3 separate regions of the Homo sapiens genome follow, and all the other regions are linked to region 3. A link is a contact called in ENCODE Hi-C data. All regions are on one chromosome and are shown on one strand. The core of a region is the stretch at or near the end of the contact, and the rest is flanking DNA. Distances in the headings are between cores, read along the strand shown. Region 1 holds the start of PSMD2 (proteasome 26S subunit ubiquitin receptor, non-ATPase 2). Region 2 holds the start of PARL (presenilin associated rhomboid like). Region 3 holds the start of VPS8 (VPS8 subunit of CORVET complex).

Region 1 (2,700 bases), core at 201-2,700, 510 kb before region 3:
AAATACAAAAATTAGCCGGGCGTGGTGGCACAAAAATTCAACAGTCCATAACTGTTCTGCCTATTCTATCTCTGGCTTCACGGTGTCCATACATTTTCATGCTTTCTTCAGTCATCTGTAGAGGGATTTTTTTCTAAAACTCCTCTTTATCCAGCTACTCGGGAGGCTGAGGCAGGAGAATCACTTGCACCCGGGAGGCGAAGGTTGTGGTGAGCCGAGATTGCGCCATTGCACTCCAGCCTGGGCAACAGGAGAGAAACACTATCTCAAAACAAATAAATAAAATAAAAAATAAATCCTCATTTTACTACTTGATATGATCTTCTCTGTAAAATGGACCTAACCCTACCAATCTCAAAAGATTGTAAGAAGTGCATGGAATCACTCGAAAGCAGTCCTGACATAAGCGCGTCAGTCACACGCCTCTAAGGCTTCACAGGGAAAGACGAGAAGATAGAGGACGAAGACCTTGTCTTGTTCTGCTTTTAGCTCCAGAACTTGGCGGGGAGCACAGGGCTTTATTGATCGATGTCAACTCCACCTGGCTCCCCAAAGTATTTAAAATGGTAGCCACGGGAATAGCAGAGTACTCTCTTTCAACTGGGGAGGAATATCAAATGAGGTTAATAGGCCGGGCGCGGTGGTTCACACCTGTAATTACAGCTCTTTGGGAGGCTGAGGCGGGCAGATCACTTGAGGTCAGGAGTTCGAGACCAGCCTGGCCAACATAGTGAAACCCCCGTCTCTACTAAAAAATACAAAAATTAGCTGGGCGTGGTGGCGGGCGCCTGTAATCCCAGCTACTCGGGAGGTTGAGGCACGAGAATCACTTGAACCTGGTAGGCGGAGTTTGCAGTGAGCCGAGATCGCGCCACTGCACTCCAGCCTGGGCGAGAGAGCGAGCCTCCTTCTCAAAAGCAACAACAACAACAAAACCAAATGAGGTTAATATTCCACAGTGGTGTGGGGCTAGACACAGTTACACAGACTTTATACAGGCGGCAATCAAGCGTCCTGGACGTCAAGAAATCTAGTTTGTCTGTCGCGCCACGCAGTCAACTGGAGTGTCACTGTGGGTTCTATTTACACCGTTATGAGAAAAACCTGTGGCGGAGTAAAACTCGGTAACTCCGCTCGCAGACCGCCCATCTACAGCAGTGAGCGAACCCAAACCCCACACGGCCAAGTCCCGCGGGTTTCAGGAAACTCCGAAGAGGTCGGGGGCCAGGGGCGACTATGGCGCGGGGGAGGCTGGGAATTGTAGTCTCCACCTGCCTCCGAGGGCGGGGTCCGAGGGCGGGGCTCTCAGGCCGAGGGGGTGGGTGGGTCGCCGAGCGCCCCGGCTCGCCCCGGCGTTTCCGGTCGCAGGCGGGCTCTGGAGGAGGAGGGGCGCCGCGACCGACGCGCGCGAGTTGGTCTGGGAAAAAGGGCGGTGCGAGCGGGTGCGCGCGCAGCGGGCCGGCAGTGGCGGCGGAGATGGAGGAGGGAGGCCGGGACAAGGCGCCGGTGCAGCCCCAGCAGTCTCCAGCGGCGGCCCCCGGCGGCACGGACGAGAAGCCGAGCGGCAAGGAGCGGCGGGATGCCGGGGACAAGGACAAAGAACAGGAGCTGGTGAGGCGCGACCCCGAGAGTCGGCGAAGGAGGCTGCGGGGCTGAGTCACGGCGGCTCCGCAGGCCTCAGGCCCGACACCCAACTACCCCACCGCGCCAGGGAGAGGGCGGTTGGGGCGACCCTCGGGACTCCCGGCACCTTGCCTCTCTGCTCCTCATTCTCCGTTCCGCGCTGTCACCTCCGCCGTCCCCACCAACCCTCACCACCGCCGCGTGAAGTGGACTCGGGCAGGTCATTGTCACCTCCGTTTCCTAGAGTGGCATTCAAGTAGAGCCTGATTCAGAACCCAGGCTGATTTCTCACCAGGGCTTCCCATTCCCACTCGGTTTCCTTGTCCACCTGGCCCCTCCTAAGGAGGCAGGCTTATTCTTCACCTGCCCCGGGTAAGTGGGAGGAGGACGTCTTTGGGATTCCTTCTCTTCATGAGCTGCTTCTCCCAACCCTCCAGTCTGAAGAGGATAAACAGCTTCAAGATGAACTGGAGATGCTCGTGGAACGACTAGGGGTGAGTCACGATGTTAACATGATTCGGTGCATGTTTGGATCTTTCCCACTTGTTTTATTCTTTTTTGAGGCAACTGCTATGTACGGTGGACTGTATTTTAGGGTCAGTGTTATGATGATGTTGGGAGGCAGGAGAGTTACAAAGGGTATTTGTACAGTTTTGCAGCTTTCTCTTGTGGGAGAAGCAGAGTTCTTACCTCTTAACTTGGGTCATTTGTTTTTGTGCCAGGCAGGGTGCAGGGAGTTGAGGAATCACAGATGAATGAATAAGACACAGCATTTCCTTGGAGGAGTTGTTAAGTTAAATATCTCTGTATTATGACTTGAAGGGGTGTGACTCCTTTTTGTCTGAGCCCTGTCGTCTCTTGATCAGGAGAAGGATACATCCCTGTATCGACCAGCGCTGGAGGAATTGCGAAGGCAGATTCGTTCTTCTACAACTTCCATGACTTCAGTGCCCAAGCCTCTCAAATTTCTGCGTCCACACTATGGCAAACTGAAGGAAATCTATGAGAACATGGCCCCTGGGGAGAATAAGGTAAAACTGTTTCAAACCTGGTGGAGGCCTAGTTTAGGAATTCCTT
Region 2 (2,700 bases), core at 44-2,543, 930 kb before region 3:
TTTCCCCCTTAAACCATGCAATCTCAAATGGGATTACCACCTCCATCTGTCCTCATTTTCCACCTCCCCAGGAGTTTAAGATTAGTGCCTGACAGATCTATGTTAGTGTATGAAGATACAATGTATGTAAAGTTTTCACAAGTCCCTGATAAAATTCACCTGGAATGCTTGTCGGACATATAGGTTCTTCCACTCCACCCACCCCTCTCCTGATTGTGATTTGGGAGGACTGGGGTGAGGCCTGGGACATAAAATCCATACAAACTCTTCAGGTGATCCTTGAGATTAGGCAATGGCTCCGCCACATTAGAGCCTCGATTATTTACCACTGACTATCCCACGTGTTGATAAACAATGTTTCTTATCAGCAATCAGGTGGATTCGAGGCACCCATCTAACCAAGTCAGAAATTGGAAGGAATGAAGTTTTGAACAAAAGAGGAGGAAAATTTTCAAAGCCAAATGCACATCAGATTCTTAAACAGGTGAGGAATTTCTCTCTTCTCTCTCAAATTAGAAATGAATTACTGTGATGCAAAAATCAGCAATACTGATCAACCATACGCTTCACACTTCTACTCGGAAGGTTCGGCAGTTTTCTTTCCAAATCAACCGGAAACGAAATCTTCCACTGTCTCAATTCAACAATAAAGCCTCTCCTACGACTTTGCCAGACACAAAGTGATACCTTCCATCAGACTTCGTCCTCCCTTAGATCACAAGCTAAAGAAGGCGACTGGTTGTAATGGAACACAACCTTTATAATTAGATGGAAAAAGAATAAAAACCGCCATTCTGCCAGCTGTACTAACTTCTTCACTTCAGAAACTGGCTCAACAGTTTCCACTCGCGATTATGAAGTGTGGCACGCAATGAACCCTCAGCTTAGTTCCCCTTCCAGTCACGTCCTTCCCAATGGGAAAGGAGAAAGCGCAGGCTCGCGGGGGGCTGGGCTGGGCAAGGGGAGCGAGAAGCGAGGACTGGACGGAGGCGAGAGAGGAGAGAGAAGGGGCAGGTAAGGTGAAGGGGGTGAGCTGGGGCCAGCACAAGAGGCCCAGACGGCCTCCGCCCCCGAGGATACACGGCCAGAGCTCAGGGACCAAGAGGCGAGAAGACCAGAGCGCGGCGGCTATTACCTGCGTCCGAGGAGCTGCGGCGGGGTTAGGACCGCAGTGAGCTCCTCGCAGCTGCGGCCGCCCACCGACGCACCCCACGCCTGGCCGCAGCCCCAGCCTCTCTGCGCCCAGCCTCGCCACGCCATCTTCCCAACCTCTGCCCCACCATGGCCCGACCTTACCAACCCCAGCTGCGCAACTACTTCCGGGGCGAAGGCAACACCATAGAGCACGAGGAGCAGTCTAGAGCGCCCCCGCGCGGCTGAGCGGCAGCCGAACCAGCCACGGTGCCCGGACGACTGGCTGGCGCCCTTCTGTCCCACCGCTTCCCCTCCCACTGCTCAGCTGGCTCCGGGAGCGACCTGCGAGAGTGGCCCGGCCTCCCGGCATTTGCAGATGAGGAGGATGGGGCCAGAGCGAAGAGGGACAACTGTCATTTTTTCGAGTAACGGCACATACCAGGCGCTTTGCCTAAGATCGCATTTAATCGTCACAGCACTGCTAGAGGTAGATGTCATCACTGTTTCACTTTGCCTCTGGTCAGAGGGGATAGGACTTGCCCGGAGTTGCAGGGCTGGTCCCTAGAGGAACCAACGTGGCAAGCCAAGTTTTCTTAAATTACTACTTTTTTCTGCATCTCACCACTTCGTGTTATTCTGTATGCCTTTAACAAAGTCCAAGCCTATCGGGCGGGGTGGCTCACCCCTTTAATCCCAGCACTTTGGGAGGCCGAGGCCGGCGGATCACCTGAGGTCAGGAGTTCGATACCAGCCCGGCCAACATGGTGAAACCCCGTCTCTACTAAAAATACAAAAATTAGCCGGGCATGGTGGCAGGGGCCTGTAATCCCAGCTACTCAGTTGGCTGAGGCAGGAGTATTGCTTGAACCTGGGAGGCGGAGGTTGCAGTGAGCCGAGATTGGACCACTGCACTCCAGCCTAGGTGACAGAGCGAGATCCGTCTCAAAAAAATTACAAATACAAATACAAAAATTAGCTGGGCGTGGTGGCGCAAACCTGTAATCCCAGCTACTCGAGAGGCTGAGGTGGGAGAATCACTTGAACTCGGGAGGTTGCAGTGAGCCGATATCGTGCCAGCCTGGGCAACAGAGTGAGACCCTTTCTCATAAATAAATAAGTAAATAAACACAAAATCCAAGCCTGAAATGAAAAGCGGGCTTTCACTTTTTCATAATCCATCCCTCAACTACCTGTCAGTTAGCTTGATTCCCTGCCATTCCATTCCCCCCGACCCTAGCTGCAGCCATACAGTCATTGGCCATTACTCAAAGGCACCATCCGCGTTCCCACTGCTGAGCATTCATGCTACCGTTCTCACCACTTGAAACATCTAACCGACTTGTCCTTCAGGTCAGCCTCAAGTGTCACCTCTTCCAGGAGGCCTTTCCCAGACCTCCACTCCAATTTAGATTCCCTTCCTTTGTACTCACATACCGCTTTATGCTTATCTCTGCAATAGCACTTCATTCATTCCATAAGCTCTTATTAAGCACCTACAGTGTGTCAGGTGATATGTTAAACCTGGGGATACAATTGAGAAGACACTATATCTGACCTCACAAAGAT
Region 3 (2,700 bases), core at 88-2,587:
TGGGTTCAAGCAATTCTCCTGCCTCAGCCTCCCGAGTAGCTGGGACCACAGGTGCATGCCACCACACCTGGCTAATTTTTGTATTTTTAGTAGAGACAGGGTTTCTCCATGTTGGTCAGGCTGGTCTTGAACTCCTGACCACCTGCCTCAGCCTCCCAAAGTGCTGGGATTGCAGGCATGAGTCACCGCACCTGGCCTGAAATGTATTTCTTACTGTGAGGGATGATTAAAAGAAGGTTGAAAGCCACTGGCCACACCACGGCTACATCAGGCCAATAACTAGTTCCCAAACTTGCTTTGTACTGCCTTTGATCCCACCCTTCCCTCAGCTAGGCATTCTCCCTGCTCTCTGCTACTGAAATCCTTCAAGGCCCTGACAAGATACCACATCCTTCCTTGAGTGTTTCACCCTTTCCCCCTGTCTGTGCGAAAATGGTGGTTCAATGTCTTTCTTTATATTACTCAAAACAGCCTGCCTTGTATTTTGTTATGTCTGTACACTGAATTCTTAGAAAATAAATACCTGGAGGACAGGGCAACACCTTCGGGTCTTCTGAAGGCCCAGAAGTCTAGTGAACCTAGCTGATGCTCAAAAATGTCTGCCCAACCGAATATTTTCTGTATCTCCTTCCAAGAGTATCTTCTGGTGTTCTTCCTCCTGTTTTCTTGACCTATATAGCCCCCAGCAGGCCTAAAATCTGTGTCCTGGGGCTAATGTTACGTACAGTGATGACTCTAGAAACCAGTCTGTTCTGAAAGCTTTCACCTTTCTTCAGGAGCGATAAGAGAAATAAGCATACGTTTTTGTTCATTTTTCAGATGTTTCCTTTATTTGAGACTATGTTTCTCCTGTATTTTTGGTGTTAAGATGTATTTTGGGGAGCAACACTGATGATATATTACAAGATAATAGTTGGTATTTTAGTATGTGTGTGCCTATTGTACTTATTTGACACAATAAATAGGCAATTCTGAGTTCATCTTTTAAAAAAAAAAAAAAGTTAAAAAAAATTTACTGGTTGCAAACTCCAAAAGGCAGGGAATCAACTTCCCTTCTGGGCTGGCTGCAAGTAAGTTCACTTTCTTAAAGGAGGAGCTTTCTCCTCTCACCTCAAGGACTGTTATTTATTTGTCTGCGCTACTCTTTCGACGTTTCCATTCTCTTGGTCCTCAAGATGTGAATCACCCATTTTTTCCGTAGGGGGGAAGACGGCGTATCTCTGGCCCTTTAAATAGGGGCGTGGTGAAGAGGCGCGGACCGCCCAGGAGGGGGAGCAGTGCGAGGAGGAAAGCGGAAGCGCTGCCCGCAGTGGTAGGTAGTGCGCGTGCGTGAGGCTAGAGCAGTGGGTGCGGTCACGTGGGCCGGCGGTCCACGGCCGGAATGGCAGCAAGCTCAGGTAACGAGTTTCCAGAGAGCGGGCCCGTGGAAGGAGACAGGATTGAGGGGCCGTATTCAGGGTAGGAGGAGAGCGCGCGACAGGTCTCTGAGCCTCGGCGTCTCCTCCCCGCGCGACAGCGGCGGGACCTCGGGGAGCGAACAGAGCAGCCCCTGACGGGCTAACCGGACCCGAGCCACGGGCCGGGCGGGGTTGATTCTCGAGTGGAGGGGCGTGTCGTACGTTGGCCCGGAACTGGGTCGGGCAATTTCCACTTACTGGTTCCAAATGAATGTGAAAATTCAAATGGGCTTAAGTAAAAAGGGATTTATTGGCTCCAAACCTGGAAGGGGCTGAGGTATCACTAAATCCAGTGACTCCGGTGATGTATTTGTGTATCTCTCCCTTTCTGCAAAGGGCCAGTAACCCCTCAGTTCCCTATCTACTTTGCGACTATAATTGCAAGCCTCATTCTGTCCTGTTACAGTCGTGCGGCAATTAGGCTGAGGGACTGGCGCGCCCGCTCCCCCGACTGTGAGCCTAGGCGGCGGGTGTCATGCCCCTCCCCACTCCCGGGCGGAACAGGTGTGTAGCCGGTCTGTCGGGCCTGGGAAACAGGTGTGGACCCCTTTAGCCTCCAGGGACTGATATCAAGGTGCCTGAGCCTGAGGCTTAGATGGGGTGTCCACCTCTTAGGATCGGTGCGCACCCTGTGAGGCTGGTTCCAGTTTGTCTCCGCGTGCAAGTTGTGCACCAGAGTGAGGGCAGCAGGGTGAAAGGTGGGCCTCTGAAGTTCGAGGCTACTCCTGTGCCTTGGCCAGTTCTTTGTGCTTGGCATCTGGGGAAGGAGGGAAACAGCTGCTCAGAGTGTCTGGGTGTACAAAATGGGGGTGCTTTACAGGAGGATAGGGTGGGAGGAGGTAGGATCGGTGAGAGGTTCCATGGCCGTGGGTTATCAGGAATAGCTAGCTGGGGAGCCTTCTTTAAATAAGCAGGCCCCCTCCACTTCTTAGATTCTTGTTAGAATGAATAGGAAGGCTTCTGGCCTCTGCACCATCCACCCTCTACCATACTCTACTTTCCCCTACTGAAAAACCCCAAAACCCAAGCAAAACAAGCATGGATGTTAGCTTGTGGTGCTAAACCTTACTCCAAATGTCTGCATTTGGGAGACAATTACATGTTAATTGTCTGTGTATGTCTATGTCTGCCTGTGTGGGTTTGAGGTATATCTAATATAAATGTGGATGGAGAATCTGCATATGTTTGTGTAAGACGTGGGTTTGCTCATGGTTAAATTTAAGCACAGAATAGGTATTGAATC

Evidence for each region. Hi-C counts contacts between places; a loop is a spot of excess contacts on that map. Pooled maps may share reads with other maps.
Region 1: a map of B cell shows a loop between it and region 3 (19-fold over the local background). The contact joins the promoter of PSMD2 here to the promoter of VPS8 in region 3. A Hi-C loop is called at or near these places in 3 of 168 maps with a recorded cell type or tissue (B cell, CD8-positive, alpha-beta T cell and naive thymus-derived CD4-positive, alpha-beta T cell), 1 of 37 single-sample maps with no recorded cell type and 13 of 50 pooled maps.
Region 2: a loop to region 3 is called in a map of CD8-positive, alpha-beta T cell, with 12 times the contacts of the local background. The contact joins the promoter of PARL here to the promoter of VPS8 in region 3. A Hi-C loop is called at or near these places in 5 of 168 maps with a recorded cell type or tissue (CD4-positive, alpha-beta T cell, CD8-positive, alpha-beta T cell, esophagus muscularis mucosa and 1 more), 1 of 37 single-sample maps with no recorded cell type and 13 of 50 pooled maps.

Annotation. Positions count from the first base shown.
Region 1 is chr3:184,297,791-184,300,490 of GRCh38, forward strand. It overlaps PSMD2 (proteasome 26S subunit ubiquitin receptor, non-ATPase 2), which reads left to right and starts at 1,451. Exons shown (of 21, transcript NM_002808.5): 1 at 1,451-1,611; 2 at 2,061-2,117; 3 at 2,490-2,654. The coding sequence starts at 1,477. RefSeq lists a silencer at 1,119-1,458.
Region 2 is chr3:183,883,587-183,886,286 of GRCh38, forward strand. PARL (presenilin associated rhomboid like) reads right to left here and starts at 1,294. Exons shown (of 10, transcript NM_018622.7): 1 at 1,136-1,294. The coding sequence starts at 1,260. RefSeq lists silencers at 1,054-1,213, 1,324-1,474 and enhancers at 1,424-1,473, 1,514-1,743.
Region 3 is chr3:184,810,829-184,813,528 of GRCh38, forward strand. VPS8 (VPS8 subunit of CORVET complex) reads left to right here and starts at 1,338. Exons shown (of 48, transcript NM_001009921.3): 1 at 1,338-1,397. RefSeq lists enhancers at 1,156-1,205, 1,266-1,465.